3 separate regions of the Homo sapiens genome follow, and all the other regions are linked to region 1. A link is an interaction called in ENCODE POLR2A ChIA-PET data of the cell type or tissue named here. Cell type or tissue: PC-3. All regions are shown on one strand. Each heading gives the region's core, and the rest is flanking DNA. Links, peaks and the distances in the headings are about the cores only.

The links. Peaks named below come from ENCODE experiments on the same cell type or tissue, not always from the same donor. Only the 100,000 strongest peaks of a DNase experiment are listed, where the experiment ranks them.
Region 2: POLR2A ChIA-PET joins it to region 1 with 7 read pairs; 1 of 35 experiments calls an interaction of 5 or more read pairs at or near these places.
Region 3: POLR2A ChIA-PET joins it to region 1 with 5 read pairs; 3 of 35 experiments call an interaction of 5 or more read pairs at or near these places.

Annotation. Positions count from the first base shown.
Region 1 is chr7:94,577,482-94,584,732 of GRCh38, forward strand. It overlaps a transcript of CASD1 not described here. Among named protein-coding and RNA genes, the nearest start is that of CASD1, 71 kb to the left of the region's middle. In PC-3, for the core only: no CTCF peak of the experiment used is centred there; DNase peaks (open chromatin) are centred at 1,330 and 3,250; H3K27ac peaks cover 1,259 bases.
Region 2 is chr7:95,102,078-95,109,328 of GRCh38, forward strand. The region is part of intron 2 of PPP1R9A (protein phosphatase 1 regulatory subunit 9A); the gene reads left to right. It overlaps PPP1R9A-AS1 (PPP1R9A antisense RNA 1), which reads right to left. Exons shown (of 4, transcript NR_183324.1): 3 at 6,790-6,864. Among named protein-coding and RNA genes, the nearest start is that of PPP1R9A-AS1, 110 kb to the right of the region's middle. In PC-3, for the core only: no CTCF peak of the experiment used is centred there; a DNase peak (open chromatin) is centred at 2,854; H3K27ac peaks cover 1,164 bases.
Region 3 is chr7:94,453,056-94,460,306 of GRCh38, forward strand. No RefSeq gene overlaps it. Among named protein-coding and RNA genes, the nearest start is that of CASD1, 53 kb to the right of the region's middle. In PC-3, for the core only: no CTCF peak of the experiment used is centred there; no DNase peak of the experiment used is centred there.

The DNA.
Region 1 (7,251 bases), core at 1,049-6,048:
ACTGAGACAGGCAGTTGATAGCTCTGTGTTAGCATTCACTGTCTGATTGCACAGAGACTCAGGATTATCCCAAGGTGAGAGCATAGGGCCTTCTTAGGTCTTTCCTGAGCAGTCACACAGCCCTACACATTCATGTGTAGATTCCAAAAAGATAATGAAACTTTTCAAAGCCTCTATGGAAATCTCATTCCCTAAGCTTTTCCTGGTAAGTTCTTTGGTTAATCAATTGTTTGTCCCAGTTGTTATCCACAATTTTAGGCAGCTGGAAAGTTTATAAATTGCCTGTGTTTTCAAAAATACCCCAGGGAAAATGTTTTTATACTGGGAGAGCTCTGAGTCAGGTCAAATAAAGACAACTTTGCAAGTGGGTCATCAAGGGAACTACCAGACAGGTAAAATGACAATTCTCTTCATTAGAGGCTTAGAAGGAACTCTACCTTTGTTCTGTCTCTTTTGGGAGCTACCAAACAGCTGGTTTTCACCATGATTGCAGAATGTTTTCAAAGCTACTGTGGTGCTAGAGAGGGAAAGATGAGAATAGGGCCAGGTAAAGTGCCATGAAGCTTGCCGTTCTTACCAAGATTCTACTGTTTTTCCTGAATAAACCCACCCTGGATTGCTAAAAGTGTAGCAAAGTTTGGTTAACTTCTAGAGTTTTACATTTTTTAATGCTGACAATTTTTACCAGTTTTCTTATTTGTTGAGAAGAGAGTTTTCTGTCTTTACCATCTTTACAAACCCAGAGTAATTTAAAAATGTAAATTGCATGTTATTTTTCTACTTCAAATGCTTTATTTCCAATGTTTTTAGAATAAAATCCAAACTCCACAATCAAAGTCTATAAGACTAATAGGACTCCGTTTACATCTCCAGAATCATCTTTAATCCCACTTCCGCCTCATCAATATGTTCCAACAACACAGAGATCCTTCATGTTCTTGAGAGTCAAGTGTTACCTAGCCCAACTGCCTGTAGTATATAAATAATTGGTTTCTGACCATTCTGTTGGTCCTCCACTTTTTTTCTGTTGGCCTTCTTTTCACCCCAAATTCAAGTATATTGGATAAGAGCCCCCCACCCATTTGCCAGTCTCAGTAAAATTAAATTATATCTCACAGGTCCTACTGAGTCAGAGGTCTAAACCCTGACCTGAGAGATGCAGTGTTCTGATTAGCCAGACCTGAGATCTGGTGCAAGGTGTGGAGTCACCTTAAATGGAAGTACCTGGCTGGAAATTAGAGCAGAAATGTTTGTGTAGAGAAAAAATGTAAAGTTGCTAGAAGAAGGGTAAGTTGATACTGGGCAGAAACCACAACCACCTGTTTTCATTACATTGCCTTTGGGTCTGTGCCCATGCTGTTTCCTCTGACCAGAATGCTAAGCATGAGTGGCACATGATTAGTCTTCAAATTATGTCTTAAATATTTTCTCTTTAGATAGACCTATTCTGATCATTTAATCCAGGTAGCTTCCTTTCCTCATTCTCTATTACAACACTTTTTTTTAACCTTCATAACTTTTATATTAGACATTAGGTTAATTCTGTCAGCAAATATTTACTTAGCACCAACTAGTACCAGATAGTGTACTAGACTTCGTTCATCTTCCATAATACACTATGTTTTATTCACCAGTGCATAGTTCAATGCCTAGAACACAAAAGGTCCTAAGTCAGTATTCACTCAATGAATGAATGAAAGGGCCCTGATACTCAATCCAATAACATTTTTAAATGTTAAAAAAAAAAAAAAAAGGAAAGGGGGTATGTTATTCTACTAGGCCAGTTTATCTCAATCTTTCTTCATTGTCCTAACATTTAATTTGCTTTAGGCACATGCATGGACTCCCAAATTAAGGTAATAAGAATCTTAATCACATAAAAATTAAACATAATATGAAAACTACATGATAAACTGCCTAAAATGTACTGCACCCTATTAATTGACTGCAAAGTGAGATCATCTGATCACAGAAATCCTTGGAGCAAATGAACAACCTTTAAAAATGTAAGATTTATTAAGAAAGTAATAAAATTTGTACAAAAATAATAAGTAATGTTGTATTTTAATTTTGTGAAATGTCAATAAAATACCATCTCAGACTTTCCCTGATCGTTAGATTCTGGCAAATATCCAACTTCATGTACCTTATCTTTTTTGCTATTGGAGAAATAATTGCAACACACTTTAGCTGCTGCATGAATGTTCAGATGACAAAATGAGCACCAGTTTTCTCATCAGATCCTGTGGTTTCAGTGAAAACCCATATCCAGATGACTTACCAATCATAGCACCAGTCCGAACCTCTACTCTGAGTTTCAAATTCATATATTCAATTGCCTACTAATTTTGGTTTTCTCAGAGGTACCTCAAGTTCACTTTGCATAAAACTAAGCTCATATTATTTCCTCAATCCTGATTCTCATCCACTATTGTCTATCACAATGGATATTGCCACCATTTGACCAAGAAGAACCCACACGTCAGAATTGGCTCCTCTCTGTTCCTCAACACTATTTCCAAAGTATCAATGTAACAACAACTGCTGCCTTTTTACCTCCTAAATAGCTCTTGAATCTCCCACCACTATCCGAGTCAAAGCTACCATTTCTCCAATTATATCTACAACAGATTTCAGACTGGTATAACCACACCCATTCTGCCCAACTGCTGTATCTGCTCTCTATATTATTGTTGGATTATTTGTATGTATAAAAAGGTCAAATATGACCACATCCTATTTTTCATTCTTAACATCCTTCAGACTTTATTTTTCTCCTTTAAGTTCATGCATGGTTTTGGCCTACCTTGGGTCTCACCTTCCCCTATACTTCACCATCTCATGCTTAGTCTTCGTTACTGCGGCTACACTGGACTTTCTAATGGAACTCTAGACTCACTAGGCTCTCTTCTTCCAAAAGGGCTTAAATAATGCTCTTCTATCTGCCTCAAATATTTTTTCTTATTCTTCATCATCTTAGCATTTTCTTTCTTTGACATTTCCCTAAATTTTTATTGAAGATTTTCTAATTACTCAAGTAAGATATGAATACTTTCTTCCTTACAAAAAATTATAACATTGCAAATAAAGTCAGGATATAACTTTCCTAATCTTAGCACCATCACAAGTTCAGTTAGATTTGTTTTTCCAAAATCACCTTTGTTCCAACAGATGGCCTTAGAACTCTTGAGTCACTTGTCACCTGAGACTACTCATCTTAGGCTGCAAAGCCACCAATTATTTCACAATGCACATAGTGTTTACTCCTGCCCTACCCTTTTGCTCATACTTGGAATACTTCTTCGCATACCAGCACTGAAACATATCATTCTCTTAGTTTCTTTTCAAATAAACTATATTTTCTGTTGCAGTTTGAATTAACAGGGAGTAGTCAGCCAAGGTGTTGCAAAGGATACCAATTGCATCATTGTCAAGAGCCCTCTCCAGGGAACACTTACTCCTTCAATTAACCATAGTCCATGGGCTGGCTTTTGGTATTACAGGATCAGGAGCCTGATTTTGCCAGAATCCCATAAGGAAAGCTACCATTTAGGGGTAGACTCACATTAGACACATAGACTCAAAGGCCAATTTTTAAATATATAGTGAAAAATATCACTCTCCTAGTGCCATGACCAGTGCTGTGTCTCCACAAAAGATAAACATGAGAATCCAAACTTAAATTAGAAATTGCTTGGTGCATATGAAATCAAGCTTAAAGGCTCTTAGAACATATCGTCAAGTCTCTTCCCAGGAAAGTGGTACCAACTAAAAATCTCACTGGCTGTATATCAATGCCAGTTTTAATACACTGTCCAACACTAGTTGTCAGGCAAACTTCCATTCTCATTCTTTCAATTGACATCAAATGACATTTTTTTCATTTCATTTCCAACTTTTGTTTTAAGCTCAGGGTTACATGTGCAGGATGTGCAGGTTTCTTCATAGGTAAACGTGTGCCATATGGTTTGCTGCACAGATCATCCCATCACCCAGGTATTAAGCCCAGCACCTACTAGATATTCTTCCTGATCCGCTCTGTCCTCCCATCTCCTGCCCTCCAACAGGTCCCTGTGTGTGTTGTTACCCCCCATGTGTCCGTGTGTTCTCATTATTTAGCTCTCACTTATGAGAACATGTGGCATTTTGTTTTCTGTTTCTACATTAGTTTGCTAAGGATAATGGCCTCCAGCCCCATCCATGTCCCTGCAAAGGATATGATCTCATTCCTTTTTATGGCTGCATAGTAGTCCATGGTGTATATGTACCACATTTTCTTTATGCAGTCTGTCATTGATGGGCATTTAGGTTGATTCTACCTCTCTGCTGTTGTGAATAGTGCTGCAGTGAACATACATGTGCATGTATCTTTATAATAGAATAATTTATACTCCTTTGCGTATATACCCAGCAATGGGATTGCTGGGTTGAATGGTATTTCTGTCTCCAGGTCTTTGAGGAACCACCACAGTGTCTTCCACAATGGTTGAACTAATTTACACTCCCACCAACAGTGTAAAAGCATTCCTATTTCTCCACAACCTTGCCAGCATCTGTTATTTTTTGACTTTTTTTTTAATAATAGCCATTCTGACTGGTGTGAGATGGTATCTCATTATGGTTTTGATTTGCATTTCTCTAATGATCAGCGATGTTGAGCTTTTCTCACTCTGTCGCCCAGACTGAAGTGCAGTGGCACGATCTCAGCTCACTGCAACTTCCATCTCCAGAGTTTAAGTGATTCTCTTGCCTCAGCCTTCCAAGTAGCTTGGATTACAGGTGCCCGCCACCATGGCCGGCTAATTTTTGTATTTTTAGTAGAGATGGGGTTTTACCATGTCGGCCAGGCTGGTCTTGAACTCCTTACTACCCCTCAAGTGATCTGCCCGCCTCGGCCTCCCAAAGTGCTGCAATTACAGGCGTGAGCCACTGCACCTGGCCAGCTTTTTTTCATATGTTTTTTGGCAACATGTATGTCATCTTTCGACAATTGTCTATTCATGTCCTTTGCCCACTTTTTAATGTTTTTTCCCTAGTAAATTTAAGTTCCTTATAGATGCTGGATATTAGACCTTTGTCAGATGTATAGATTGCAAAAATTTTCTCCCATTCTGTAGGTTGTCTGTTTACTCTGTTGATAGTTTCTTTTCATCTTAGCATTTACTACTCATTCTTTTGGTATCAACCAAACTTTAGGGAAGCTTCTCTGACCTTGCTGACTAGGTGAAGTCCTGCTGTGATAAACTTTTATAGCATCAATTACTTTCCCTTATAGCATTTATCACTATTACAGGTTGACATTTATTTGTATGACGACTTAATATCTGTCTTTTCCAGTAGAATGTAAACTCCTTGAGAACAAGCCTATGTCTAATTTGGCTCACCATTGCATCCTTAGAACACTCTCTGACTTATAGTAACATATTAGGCATTCAGTAAGGAAGCAAATGGTAGAGGTGTTTCATAGGAAATTCTGAAATGCAAATTTTTGAGGCTGCCCTATTTTTGGATGGCTTGCTTAAAGGCTTTTATTCATCCTTAATTGGTATGGTCAAGATATGAGAACAGCTCAGATCTTGGACCATTGATCCCAAGTGTCACTCACCTCACTTATTTGCTATGTATGTACTTGGAGGCACTGACCTTGATGTTATTTTCTATTTAATTTTCTTCTAAGTATTCTCTTAGCCTCAAATTTAGCCTTAATAGCTTTACTTAGTGCTCTTTTCTGTCATCAGTGTAGACTTACAGATGTGAATTTTTAATGCATACTTTGACCTAAATAAATGTTTAGGGGCTTTCAATTTCATTACTGCCATTGGCACTTCTGTCTAAAGATCAACAATTCCTTGTTGCTCACTGCCCAGTACCATTACTGATGTAGCCTCCAAGTAAGTACTGAAGGGGGATAGAAATAAACACACAAGCTTGGTGGGAGAAGGCCTTACTAAGGTCAATGTTTAAAAGAATCATGGTCCCTTAGTCAATTCTAAAGAACCAATTTATAGACATGGAACCTGTGGAACCTGGAACCTGGGAAATCTTGTAACCTTAGGTACACACCATGTGGAAATTGAACCTAGACCTTCCTCAAAGAGAGGCTGTCATGTGTATGGGTAAATATACCCTGGAGGATGGAAAAGCCACAAACTTTTAGGGGATATTTGGAATCTAAATCTGAGTTTACTGGAATTGCTGAAAATGTACAGAACCACTACAGTCAGTATTTTAGATCAAGGGATTATGCTGGCTAACTGAAAAGGTGTTTTAAGTTTACCATCAGGACCCAAAACTTACCATATAGTCATTTGCCCACTAGGAGAGTACAGTTGGGATAGCAGTCCTCAGCATGTGGCAGAATCCTCACTTTGTTAAAACAAAACAAAACAAAACAAAAAAACCCTTAATAGTCCTTAAGGACTATTAGGGTAGCATCAACCAAGGGGAAATTATCTGGACTCTTTTCCCCATCAAAATGTTAAGTCAGAAACAAGATCACTTTTTCACGGGGAACTGCAGCGATTAAAGCTATTATTAAAGATTTGTAAGATGCTGGCCAATGATTTCTCTCCCCATTCAATACCTCAATATGGTCAGTGCAAAAACCAATGCTAATTCCAACTGCACTTTGCAATCTCCAAATGGCTTCTTTACTAGAATAGATGAATAAAGTTCCTGATTTCTCATCTGTTGTCCATGATATGTCGATTGTGCATTACTTTATTCCTGCTCACTTGGACTATTAGGAGCAGTTTGATTTCACCTGGTAAGAGCAACAGTTTGTTTACTCTGTGTCTGTGCCAAAATCTGGTCCTCTGGAGCCTTGACAACATTGCATTCCTCCTAGGCCATGACACTGATGCAATACATTTACAATCTCAAGCTGATTACTCCTGGAGAACAGCAAGTGGCAATGCCCTAGTTAACTTAGGAAGAAATTAGAGATACATCTTTAAGAAATAAGAGAACCTACATCCTCTGTCCTAGAAAGAAGAGGGAGGTTCTAATGTCAATGATATGACAGAGTATTCTCCCTAAGTGGAAAACAAGTTACGGTACCTAACATTAACAGGGAATCTTTCTGGATTTTGGAATTTTTGTGACCTCTGGGCACCTAATAGGTGACACAAAAATTTGCCCAAAGTAGATTAAGAGAAGGTTTTCCAGCTAGTCCAGTCTGCAAGGAAAGCTGTCCTGCCAGGTGACATGATAGCCACACTGATCCAGTAGTATCCAAGATGCATGAGAGCC
Region 2 (7,251 bases), core at 818-5,817, 520 kb after region 1:
GGCAGTAGACTAAGTGTTTTGGTTTGGCATTTATAATGCCTATTAGATGATTTAGATATGAGAATGAAACTAGCAGAGTGGTAAAATTAACTAAAAGCTTAACTATCTAAAAAACATAATAATATCTTCTAGATAGAAATATGGGTCCCAGATTATCCATTCCTGAAATGCTCTATAGGATTGTGTATTTATGTGGCAATATTAAAAAACGTGGAACAGATAACTTGCTATAAATAAGCCACAACTTAGAATTCATGCTTTTAGTTAACTTACCATCAAATGTAGGTATGAATAGTTGAAGACTTGTCATCAGAGACACATAGTGATAAGAATTTTGATTAGGTTTCAGAGTCGCGATTGACCCTAGAATCCAGCAGCCTCAGTATCATAATCGATCCTACCTTCTTGCACATAAAAGCCTGAGCTCAGAAAGGCCCAGTGAGTTGGCCAAGCCCACAGCGTGTGGCAGCACAAGTTCTCATTGACCGCTGCCTTACATGTGGGCCCCATGCAGTTTCCCCTCAATATTCTTTCCTACTGCAGTCCTAGCTAGGTTGGCTTTTTCTTTTCTAAGCTAGGAGTTTAAGTATGGAAATAATGATATTATCCTTATGAAATGCTTTAACTTGTCAAAAGTGTCTCTGTAACTTGTAGGTGTTGTAAATCTGCGGTCTTATTTCTACTTACTTGTAAGGAAGTCATATTCCTGACTACCTTGTCAAATACCAAAAAGTTCAGTTTTGCAGCCAGAGAATATCCTGTTTGAAAGACTTTGTGATGACTCATTTTATGGGTCAACGTTGGTAGGCCACAGTACCCAGATATGTGGGTAAACATTATTCTAGAGTCTATGAAGTATCTTTTAGATGAGATGAACATTTAAAGCAGTGGGCTAAAGCAGATTACCTTCCTTAACGTGGATTGGCCTCATCAAATTCATTGAAGACCTTCATAGAAGAAGACTGACTTCCATCAGAGAAGAGGGGATTCTGCCAGCAGACTGTCTTTGGACTTGAACTGCAACATTAGTTCTTTCCTGGGTCTCTGGCCTGCAGGCCTACCCTGCAGATTTTGGATTTGCTAGTCCCTACTGTCATATGAGACAATTCCTTAAAATCAATTTTAATATAAATATATATAGTATGTATAAAAAAAACACATATAAAGATATTAATTCTATTTTTCTGGAAAACCTTGACAAACGTAGGCTTCCTTGTGTTGCCGTTTGAACTAGCATGCTCTCTACCTCCCATTATATAGAGTATGTTTGGTTTTTTTTCACTTCTTTTTTTTTTTTTTTTTTGAGACAGTCTCGCTCTGTTGCCCAGGCTGGAGTCTGGAGTGCAGTGGTGCGATCTTGGCTCACTGCAAGCTCCGCCTCCTGGGTTCATGCCATTCTCCCGCCTCAGCCTCCTGAGTAGCTGGGACTACAGGCACCTGCCATCACGCCCAGCTAATTTTTTTGTATTTTTAGTAGAGACGGGGTTTCACCGTGTTAGCCAGGTTGGTCTAGATCTCCTGACCTGGTGATCCGCCTGCCTCGGCCTCCCAAAGTGCTGGGATTACAGGCGTGAGCCCCCACGCCCAGCCCAACTTCTTGTTCTTTAGTAATCCATTAAAACACTAGGCTTACAATTAGTGAAATGTACTTTTTGTCCTAATAGACTTTGTCTTATATATAGCATGTGTATTGTCCTCTGAACTTCTCGTGTAAAAATATGAAAAACCGTGGGAACTCTCTTTACCCTTTTCTGCCTTACTCCCTAGATTGGTTGGTAAAGAGATAATTTGTGTAAAGTGCTATATTGTCTATAATTTAAAGTACTTTGGCATATATAACATAATATTTATGGGAGTAACTTTGTTTTAGGACCCTTTAGTTAATTTTCTAGGTATTTCAATCATGAATCCACACACTAGGATTAGTAAGTTATTATTTGAAAGACACTGATTAGAAGCCTGCACCCAGATATTGGTACTTTAAATCTACACAAGACAATGTATTAACGTTAAGTATGCTACAAATAATTGGTGAAATGAATGATGTTGAAGATACAGGGGTTAGCCTTAGAAATATTTTATGTAACTAGACTTTGGGTCAGGCGAGGCTTGCAGATTAACAGCTTTTGGAGTAATAACCTAACTAGTACTCCATTTGATCCTGTTTTGTGGTATGTAGGATTCTGGTGAGTGATCCACTTAGAAGGTTAAATGTATCCTACTGTAGAATGTAGTTGCAACTGCTTTAAGTAAACCTTTCACACAGGCTACTTTTCAAAATGACTTTTAAGGACAGAAATCTGGGATTTTAGAGTTTTATGAGATAGGCCTATGAGTCTGTTTTTTGCACCTTCCAGTTAAGCAATGTTTTTACATGAGCAGAATTTAGTTTGAAATTTCTTTTCATTGTAACATACTCCTTATGTTAAAAGCTTGCAGAGGAGTAGACTAAAGCCCTCAGCTGTTTACATCTTTGGAGACTACCAGTGTTTACCCTAAATTGTCTGATGATTATAAACTCCAGTTTGGCTTACTTCATTTTGCAGCAAGCACCTAACATACTCCCGGGCACACACTGGACAATCAATACACTAGATAATTCTACCTATTGTCGATCAGTGAACTAACCTTAATTTGGGGGAAGAAAAGGAAAGTTGAGATTATACATTGCTCTAAAGCTATTAGAATCCTCCTTTGTGAGGCTTGCCAGGTTGGTTTTTGGAATGTTAATATGTGGCTATCTTCTCCAGGCTTATTGTTAGTTTCAATTTAGAGCTTATTTTGCAGAGCCACTGAAATCATGTGAAGGTGAGTCAGGGTTCTGCCAAGGAAGCTTGTGATGAGTGTAACCTGTTTGTGGAAGCATGTGAATGTTTGGCTTATCTCCAGGAGCACACTTTGCTAGCCATCATCTGAAACTCAGCATGCTAGGACCTGGAACATTTTTCATCTTTGATGTGTCAGGAAGATTTTACAGAACCTGGACCATAGCCTGAACTGAGACCGTGTGGAAGCATTGTGGGAGATTCCTTCCAGTCAGTATTTATAGAATATGCTGAATTTATTTAGACCTGCATTGATTAAAGAAAATGTGTCATAAAGAAGTGAAGGAAATAAGTTTTTTTCTTATTGTTGAAAATGTATTGCTGCTGTTTTGAAAAAGTGTTGTGGTTCAAACTACTGAAAATGTATATAAGATAATGATTCTAGTTGAAATCTTAAAATAAGCTAATTTTTACTTTATTTGCTTTTCATAGCCTTGGGTTGTTCGTTCAGAAATGTCCTTGCTAACCGTGTTTGTAAACTTGTTACCCCTGAAAGCCTGTCTCTGCTGTGAAGCAGTGGATGAGGTCTTGTTTTGTTTCCTTTGATCGAGAAACCAGAATATCACTTATTGGCTCTGAAACAAGAAGTCTTAAATTTAAACATCTTTTGTTTACTTTTCTCAGTGAAATAAAACAGGAACAATGTGAAGGTAGCTTGAACTACAAAAATACATATATCTTGTTGGTGTTGAACATTAGGACTCAGAATGCTGTTGGCCTTTAGAGTTTTTTGTGTTGCTGGAATACCAGGAGGAGTCATGCTCTGATTATTATCTGATTAATTATCCATTTTTTTGTAGAGCAATTAAGGTTAATAAAAATAATAGAACTATTGTAAGAAAATGGAAAGAATCAAGATCATGTAGATGAAAGGGCTTCCTGGTCAGAGAAAACACAGAAAGCCTGGCAGGCCATGAGCCATTGTGTAATGACAGTGCATTGCTCTAGACATAGGTGGGGATTTTGGCAGCCTAATCTATGTTCTAATACTAAGTCAGTTATGCAGATTTTTGCTTAAAGGGCATTAAACATCCTAGTGGGTGATATATTCAAAACATGTTTATGAAAGAGAGTATGAGGCTGGGCTCATGCCTATAATCCCAGTACTTTGGGAGACCAAGGTGGAAGGATCGTTTGAGGCCAAGAGATCAAGACCAGCCTGTGCAATATGGTGAGACCCCAATCTCTATTAAAAATGTTTTTAAATTTAATTTAAAAAAAGAGAGTATGATATGGGTAGTAGGTATCAGGGGAAATATTATCCCTCATATTACCCTGAGAAAGCTTTTCCTCTCCCCTCATTGAACCAAGCATAATTACATGGACTATTTCATTTTATTTTCCTAATACTCTTATGGGGATAGGCATTATTATAAAAACCATTTTGTAAATAAGGAGACTGCGCCTTAGCATGGTTTTACAACTTGGCAAGTGCTACATAGCTAGGGAATTTAGGGGGCTTTAAATTAGGTTAAAATTGGGACCATACCAATTGGGGATCGTATGAATTGGGAATATCTTTCTCTTTATCTGCAGCATGCTCTTCAGCTTAACGATGTATGTATCTTGGGGTCTTCCATGTCAGTAGAGAGATATACATCTCTTCAATCACTGCATTGAATTACATATTTGTATATATCATGATTTAGCAAGCCATTTTCTCTACTGGTGGACAATTAGGCAATTTCCTGCTTTGGGCTATTACAGATAGTGCTGTAATGAACTTCTTTTGAAATACATCTTTGTACACATTTGCAAGTATTTCTGTAAACACTTAAATGTGACATGATTATGTAAAAGACATTTACATTTAAAATATTGATAACTACTTTCTAGTTATGCTTTCCTCTTCAAAAGTATCCTTTTTTTCTATATCCTCACAAACACTGGATGTTGTAGTCTTTTTTTTGTTTGTTTTTTTGAGTCTTATTATGTCACCCAGGCTTGAGTGCAATGGCATGATTTTAGCTCACTGCAACCTCTGCCTCCCAGGTTCAAGCAATTCTGCCACAGCCTCCCGAGGTGCACGCCACCACGCCCAGTTAATTGTTGTATTTTTAGTAGAGATGGGGTTTCGCCATGTTGGCCAGACTGGTTTCAAGCCCCTGACCTCAAGTGATCGGCCCTCCTAGATCTCACAAAATGCTGGGATTACAGGCATGAGCCACTGTGTCCTGCCTGGATGTGGTAGTCTTTAAAAAAAATCTATTCTTATGGATGAATGCATAGTATCTCCTTGTTTTAATTTGCATTTGCTTAATTTTTAATAAAGCTGAACATCTTTATATCATTAATTGGACATTAGTATTTCTTCTTTGTTCAATTCTCAATTTCCTTTACCTACTTATACATGCAATTGTTTGAGTTGATAAAGCCCTTTATATATTAGGAATATTCATGTTTCATCTTAATATTTGGTCATACTTTCTGCTAATCTGTGACTTTTCTTCTAACTTCATTATGGTATATTTTATTGCCTAGAAGTTTTTGGGCTTTATTTTTAATCAAATTATTTATTTCCTTTAGAACTTCTAGGATCTGTGAATTTCTTTCTAACCTGTTAGCTAAACATTGTCCCAAATTTTCTTTTGGCACTTTTTATATATGTATATATTTTTGTTCTGAATTGTATTTTTCTTTGTGATATAAATAGGAATGTTTTTCAGATAGGTATCTAATTCTTTTCATAATTTATTAAATAGACCACTCTAATTTGAATAGAAAAGGAGTGGAACAGAATAGAATATAAAAATGGATCTATCCCAGAGCTCAAACTATATTGCCTTAATAAGCGAAGTTTTATTATGTGTTTTGATATCCACTAGGGCCTGATTCTACCCTTATTCTTTTTCAAACTGCTTGTTAGTTTTCACGAAAAATGTAGGTAGGATTTTATTTTTTATTGTCTTGAATTCATAAATTAACTTAGGGTAAACTGATATTTACAGTTATTTAGAAATGTGGATGTCTTTATAATATTAAGGATTTTAATCCAGGGAAATAATATGGCATTGCACTTTCTTCAGGGCTTTTTGTACTCATCACTTAGTTTTATAGAGAGAAAAATGCTTGTACATTTATGGTTGGTAATTACTAAGTGTTTTATTGTTTTGATCATTTTGTTGTATTTTCTAAGTTTTTGTATATAGGTATTGAGTTTTAAAAGTTACATCGCTTTACTGAACTCTTATTAGTTCTAATACTTTTTCTGTTAAAGCTCTTGGATTTTCCAAGTAATCAGTTGTTTAATCTGCAAATAACGACTTCTGGCTTTTCTTTTTCAATAATTTGCAGTGTTTTCTGCATGCCTACTTAATTTACAAGCCTATAAGTAAGCTGAAGATGAAGAGTGTATTACATTATTTTCTTTTTCTTTTTCTTTTCTTTTCTTTTTCGTTTCTTTTCTTTTTTTTTTTTTTTTTTTTTTTTTTGAGACAGTCTCGCTCTGTCACCCAGGCTGGAGTGCAGTGGCGCGGGAGCTCACTGCAATCTCCGCCTCCTGGGTTCATGCCATTCTCCTGCTTCAGCCTCCCTAGTAGCTGGGACTACAGGTGCCTGCCACCACACCCGGCTAATTTTTTGTATTTTTAGTGGAGATGGGGTTTCACCGTGTTAGCGAGGACAGTCTGGATCTCCTGACCTCATGATCTGCCCACCTCGGCCTCCCAAAATGCTGAGATTAAAGAATGAAATGGTGGCATAGTCATCTGATTGCTAGATGTCTCAAAAATTATACACAGTATCATTTTCCAATATGCAGTCTTACTGTTTTAGGTTTGTTTTATTTAATTTCAGAATACTCTCAAATGAACTTTATAAACTAGCCCGAATAGGGAAGAACATTCTGATATCAGAGTGTTTGGGATCCTGAAAAAAAAAATGTTGGGAAGGAGTTATTTATTTGAAACAGTTATTTCATACTTACTTTATATATAGACACACGCATACATATTTATTTACTTACTAGTATTAGTGAAATTGAGTGATGTTCCAGAATGAATACTGTTTAAACCATTGTTTTGCAGTCATAAACCGGGACCTATTAGCAGAAGTAGAGAAGTGGTAAATATTAATGAATAATTTCCAGTCATATCTGCCAGTGATTTCCGGGACGCATGAGACCCAGGCCCAGCTAACTGTTATTTTGTGTGTAAAGCTTGCTTCTATAGGCATTTTCCATTGCAGTACACTCAACTATCAATGTTTTCCAAAAAACTATAGATATGTGTATGTGTGTGTATATATATTTTGGTCTAGGGTCTTATATTTGAAATATATATTCCTTCTCTTCTGCAGTCAAATATGTGAATTTCTGTTTATTCTTCAAGACTCAGGTCAAATATCTTTGCCTTCACAACTTCTTTACCTTCTCAGGAAAATAAAAACAAAATAGTTGGTATATGCTGCTTTTATATCAGTTACCACA
Region 3 (7,251 bases), core at 1,475-6,474, 120 kb before region 1:
GACCAGCCTGGACAAGATGCAAAACCATGTCTTTACCAAAAATACAAAAATTAGCAAGGTGTGTAGGCCAGTGCTTGTAGTCCCAGTTCTTGGGAGACAGGAGAATTGCTTGAGCTCAGGAGGTTTAGGCTGCTGTGAACTATGTTCTCACCACTGTACTCCAACCTGGATGACAAAGTGAGACAAAAAAAAACAGAAAGCAAGCAAGAAAGAAAGGAAAGCCAGTGGCCGCTTTTATTGTTGTTTTAGTTTTCTATTTTCATCTGTTAAGACCTCAAAGGAAACGTGTTATACATCAATTCTGAGGCCAGAATACTATATTACAATAATATTTTGCATATATTTATGCTATTGGGTAGGTCTGTAAACAAGAATGATTGAGATCTGACCAGAAGCAGAAGCAGTGCACTGTATCTGGGATTTATGGAATAATAAACAGTATGTTAGGTTTACCTCTAGTTTGTGAGCAAACAGAATTTTTTACAATTATTTACCTATTCACTAAAGTCAAATGGAGCAATGTAATTAAAGTTTTCCAGGTCTTCGTAATAAATAAAAACAGTCTCAAGTGCACTTGGATTAATTAAGGAAACATTTCCTTTTTCCTTTTTCTATTTTACTTTCTATATATTTTTCTTTTTTTAGTTTGATTCTAAATAAATGTTCTTTAGTCTATACATAAATGAACAGAAATATTATGTGAGATTGATGACAGAAAACTAATTAGAAACTTTTACAAACCTTTATAATTTGATTAGTTCTGTAATAAAAGAGAACTCACAGCCACTTTCAGATTCTACGATTGGGAGTTAAAAACCTAAAAGTCTGTTCTTTCTGTGTCTTCCGTACTCAACCATATCTATGACATTTTGTTGTTCTTAACTTCCCAATATTCATTTCCTCCTTTTTAAAATTAAATTGCACAAACTTCCTTCCAGAACTATTTCTCCACCCTCAACTATCAATCCATGTGTTTTGGTTGGCATACCATCCTAGTTCCTGGCCACTTAGAGCAATAGATCCCCCAAGAGATTGGGTCAGGGACCACATGACCTACGCTGGTCCCATTACAATGGCTCCCAGGATTTTTGTGGAAACTGCACTTTCTCTTTTCCTCTGGACTTGAGCCTTGGAGAAGTTAGGCCTAGAGTTAGCCTGAGAATGAAGCCAACAAAGGAAATATGAAACTAGAGAGATGTGGCAAAACTAGGGCCTGATGATATTCTGAGTCCTGTGTCAAACCTTTAACATTTTGTTATGGGCACCAATACATTCTTTTTCTTAAGCTATTTAGAATCAGGTTTCCTTTTCCATGCAGCTAAAGGAGACCTATTTCATATAGAAACCAATCTGATTGCTTCTTCTTATTCCATGACTATTGTGTCTATTTTGCTTAGATTCTCTCATTCAGTATTTTACATATTTAACAAAAATACCATGTTTTCTTTTTTTTTATTATTATACTTTAAGTTCTGGGGTACATGTGCAGAACATGCAGGTTTGTTACACAGGTATACATGTGCCATGCTGGCTTGCTGCACCCATCAACCCGTCATCTACATTAGATATTTCTCCTAATACTATCCCTCCCCTAGCCTCCCACCCCTGACAGGCTGGGTATGTGATGTCCCCCTCCCTGTGTCCATGTGTTCTCATTGTTCAACTCCCACTTATGAGTGAGAACATGCAGTGTTTGGTTTTCTGTTCTTGTGTTAGTTTGCTGAGAATGATGGTTTCCAGCTTCATTCACGTCCCTGCAAAGGACATGAACTCATCCTTTTTTATGGCTGCATAGCAGTCCATGGTGTATATGTGCCATATTTTCTTTATCCAGTCTATCATTGATGGGCATCTGGGTTGGTTCCAAGTCTTTGCTATTGTGAACAGTGCCACAATAAACATACATGTGCATCTGTCTTTATAGTAGAATGATTTATAATCCTTTGGGTATATACCCAGTAATGGGATTGCTGGGTCAAATGAAAAATACCACATTTTCTTGACTTTAAAACATACCTTTGCACAAGTCATGTCCAAAAATACTTTGAGAAGTAAGTAGTGATGCAGCTGGCATTGCCTGCACATAAACAAACTTATTCAAATCAAGAAGAAATCTTTACTTGGATAGAAGAAATCCAAGTAAAAAAAAAAATTCTGTTTGCTCGCAAACTAGAGGTAAACAAAATGGCATTGGGTTGTGACCCTGTTATCTGCACTGGTTTCACGCACCATATAGTTGCACATTGACTTAAATTCAGATTCTAAATTTTTACTTAACATGCTTTCAGAAGATATTATGAAGCAGCACTGAAATAAAGTGTTATTGCGGTAGCAGAAGCTAAAGATTACCTGGCAAGAGCCAGGTGGTGCAATTAAAGCTAATAGAAATTGCCAAATCTTTTTAATCCTCAAAATTTCAAAACTAGCAGAGATTGGTCCAAATGATACGTGCTTATAAGGAACCATAATCAGGCTCCCAAATAGCTGTTAAAAACCTTTGACTGACTTTCAAGAGACTCTATTTAACTTACAGAAATACTTAATTCAATTAAAGATAAAAAGAAAGTGTGAATTTAATCAAACATGATATACAGACAAGATATCAGTGTTCTTCCATGGTACAGTATCAATGTTTTGATCCTAAACATGTTAAACAATTTGGTCTCCCAGGAAATGTGTTTTCCATATAGTGCTATATATACATGGATGAGAATGATTCAGGAAAGCCTTCGGGCTCCAAATATGAAGAAGAGTTAGAGTCAATATTTATGAAGCTACAGACATAAAATTTCATTGCTTTCATAAATTTATTAACATACAGGTACTAAATATTATTTATAGATTCTGGTTCTAAGATTTAGACTTAACCTCCCTACCAAACCAAAGGAGAAGAAAAAAAGAAGGAAGGTAAGGGTAAGGGAAAGGGAAAGGGAAGGGGAAGGGGAAGAGGAAGGGGAGAAAGAAAGAAAAAGAAAAAAGAAAGAAAGAAAGAAAGAAGGAAGGAAGGAAAGAAAGAAAGAAAGAAAGAAAGAAAGAAAGAAAGAAAGAAAAAGAAAGAAAAAGAAAGAAAGAAAGGAAGGAAGGAAGGAAGGAAGGAAGGAAGGAAGGAAGGAAGAAAGGAAGGAAGGAAGGAAGGAGGGAGGGAAAAGAAAGAAAAGAGGGAGGGAAAGAAAGGAAGGAAGGAAAGAAGGAAGGAAGGAAGGGAAGGAGGGAGGGAGGGAGAGAGAAAGAGACAGAAAGGAAGAAAGAAAGAAAGAAAGAAAGAAAGAAAGAAAGAAAGAAAGAAAGAAAGAAAGAAAGAAAGAGAGAGAGAAAGAGAGAAAGGAAGGGAAGAAAGAAAGAAAGAGAAAGAAAGAAAGAGAGAGAAAGAAAGAGAAAGAAAGAAAGAGAGAGAAAGAAAGAGAAAGAAAAAAAGAGAGAGAAAGAAAGAAAAGAAAGCAAGCAAACAGGCACGAAAGAAGGAAGGAGCCTTAATAAGAGAAGAAACTTAGTGGGCGTGAAACTGTGAGTCATCACGAAAAGACTGGCAGACATAGAAGTGAACCAAAACTACAGCCATAGACTTAGGAGGCATCCATTGTGTGGAAAGCCATCATAATTTAAAGTTATTATAAGCAGGAAATGTTTGAGGCCTTTACATCTGAAGCATGTCAGAGCTGCTGTGCTGAGAAGTCAAGACAGCCATCCTGAAATAAAATACTACCCTTGCCATAGCCATGTCATGTTCTGTAAGGAGAACTACATTATTCCTACAAGGATTCAAATTGGATCCCATGTAGGAGAATGTTACAGATCAGCACATATCCAGGAGAATTCTGTTATAAAGATAAACAGTCAAATAAGACTTACCAACCCTTGGCAAAAATGGGAAAGATTGTTAACACACTCAAGCCTCTCACCTCACAAGAAAGAACTTACACCTGAGGAAATGAGTTAATAGAAAGTATTTCAAAGAATATTTAATACTATAAGAGAATTAAAGCAGAGCATGTAATCAAATAATAAAATAAGAACAAGTGGTTATGAAATAAGAATAAGTAGTAATACAAATAATCAGCTAAAGGTTTTAGAAATTAAAAATATTAAGGCGGGATGCAGTGGCTCTCGCCTGTAATCCCAGTACTTTGGGAGGCCAAGGCAGGCAGATCACTTGAACTCGGGAGTTCAAGACCAGCCTGGCCAACATGGTGAAACCCCACTCTACTAAAAGTACAAAAATTAGCTGGGCATGGTGGCGCATGCCTACAATCCTAGCTACTCGGGGGGCTGAGGCAGGAGAATTGCTTGAACCTGGGAGGCAGAGGTTGCAGTAAGCTGAGATCGTGCCGTGGCACTCCAGCCTGGGTGACAGAGTGAGACTCTGTCTCAAAAAAAAAAAAATATATATATATATATATATATATATATAAACACACAATTTAGTAAACAGACTGAATAACATGGTATTAATGTATCTACTAAAGAGTAAATTGGTAGCTGGAATATATTGCTGAGGAATTCTTCCAGAGCATAAAACAGAGGTAATGAGATGTAAACAGTGGAGGAAATTGTAAGAGACATAGCAAATAGATCCAGGAACTCTACTCTATCTTGACTTAAGGAATTTTCCTAAGGGGGGACAAAAGACAAAAAGGAATAGCTATATTTGGAGCGATAGAGGCAAAGAATTTTTAAGAACAAAAAGTGATGGGATTCCTCTGTCAAAAGCGTTCCTCACATGCAATCAGAAAGTTAAATTCAATAGGAAAAAAAAATCCAAACTAGAAACATTAGAATAAAATTTCAAAACACAAAGTATAGAGAAGAAAACACTTCTATTCCTCTTCATTTTAGCCTACCTAATTGGTTTCCTAACACCTCTTTCTTTGGAGTCAGCATCATGACCAAAGGCAGGCATGGAGGTGAAGGGATTGTGGGGCAATGGGGCCAGCGATGGACTTAAGGCAGTAGCAGCGGAGACAGGGTCATAGGGTGGGGAATAAAGGGACCATGAGGAGTAATGAGGGAGCTAATTGCCAAAGAGATACTACTGTGGTCAAGAGATTAGGTACACACAGGAGGCTTGAAGAAAGAAAGAAATATAGTCGTATCCCCCATAACGAAGTTTCTGTCAACAAGGAACAGAGTATAGGAAGATAATCCCATACGATTACAACAGAGCTAAAAAATTCCTCTTACCTTATGATGTCATAGCGGTTGCATTCACATGCTTGTGGTGATGCTGGTGTAAGTAAAATTACTGTGCTACCAGTTGAAGAAAAGTGTAGCACATACAGTTATGGACAATATATAATACTTGATAATAATAAACTATTGTGTTACTGGTTTATGTATTTACTACATTACACTTTTTCTTGTTATTTTAGAGTGTACTTCTTCTAATAATTTTTTTTAAGTTAGTTGTAAAGCAAGTTAGGCCGGTCATTCAGGAGGTATTCCAGAAAAAGGCATTGTTATCACAGGAGGTGGCATCTCCATGTGTGTTACTGCCCCCGAAGACCTTCAAGATGTGGAGGTGGAAGACAGGGATAGTCATAATCCTTCCCCTGTGCAGGTCTAGGTGAATGTGCATGTTTATGTCTTCATTTTTAGCAAATAAGTTTAAAAGGTAAAAAAAATTTTTTTTAAATAGAAAAATCTTATACACTAAGGATAAAAAAAATTTTTGTATCACTATACAATGTGTTTGTGTTTTAAGCTAAGTGTTACGAGTCAAAAGTTAAAAAATTAAAAAGTTTATGAAGTAAAAAGGTTACAGTATGCTAAAGTTAATTTATAATTAAAGGAAGAAAATTTTTAAAATAAATTTAGTGTGGGCTAAGTGTACAGGGTTTATAAAGTCTACAGTAGTGTGCAGTAATGTCCTAGGCCTTCACACTCACCACTCACTCACTCACTGATTCACCCAGAGCAACTTCCAGTCCTGCAAGCTCCATTCATGGTAAGTGCCCTCTACAGGTGTACCATTTTTTTACCTTTTATACCATATTTTTACAGTACCTTTCCTATGTTTAGATACATAAACTCTTAGCATTGTGTTACAATTGCCTACAGTATTCAGTACAGTAACATACTGTACATGTTTGTAGCCTGGGAGCAATAAGCTATACCATCTAGCCTGGGTGTGTAGTAGGCTATACCATCCAGATTTGTGTAAGTACACTCTATGATGTTCACACAACAATGAAATTATCTAATGAAGCATTTCTCAGAATGTATCTTTAGGCCAGGTGCAGTAACTCACACCTGTAATCATAGCACTTCGGGAGGCTGAGGCAGACAGGTCACCTGAGGTCAGGAGCTCGAGACCAGCCTTGAACCTGGGAGGCAGAGGCTGCGATGAGCCAAGATTGCCCCACTATACTCCAGCCTGGGTGACAGGTCAAGATTCCATCTCAACGCAAACAAACAAAAAAATGAATACAAAAAAGAGGGAGGCTAGAAAGGACCCTGAGCTGTCAAGTTGAAAGTGGAGGTATCCATGTGAACATGTTTGTTTCTATATGTTTATAAAGCAATGTGTATAGATCCATATATGTGTATATATATATGTTTATATACACATATTTTTGTTATTTTAAATATTTTAACTTTTTACTTTAGGTTCAGGGGTACATGTGCGGGTTTGCTATATAGGTAAACTTGTGACTCAGGGGTTTGGTGTACAGATTATTTTATCACGCAGGTATAAGCATGGTGCCTGACACTTTTTCTTTTTCTGAGCCTCTCCCTCCACCCACCCTCCACCCTCAAGTAGGCCCCAATGTCTGTTGTGCCCCTCTTTCTTTCCAACACATATATGTTTTATTCACTGAAAGAGTCTAGAAGCAATGACACTCTTTAAGAACTAACAATGAATATAAGTGAGTGCCTAGATTTTAGTTTCAAAATTTCATATTCCACTGAAAGGAATTCAAGATTTTTGGGGAAATAGCTGATTCTAGGACGGGAGCAAGAAAAGCACAAAATGAGTCTGAAACATCTTGTTGTACCGCAAAGTAAGACAGTACTAAAAGAATAACCGGAGCCAGCTCTGAAGGAACTCATGCTGGCTACATCTTGAAAATTTGAGTATTAAAAATATAATAATAATTGATCACAACCCAATGAATAAAATAGAAATCCTTGAGTTGATATAGACATACATACATACATACATACATACATACATACATACATACAGGATAAAGAAAAGCTCTTTCTTGGTAGAATTCTGTTAATAAAAGCCAAAAGAAAGAGAAATATAAAATT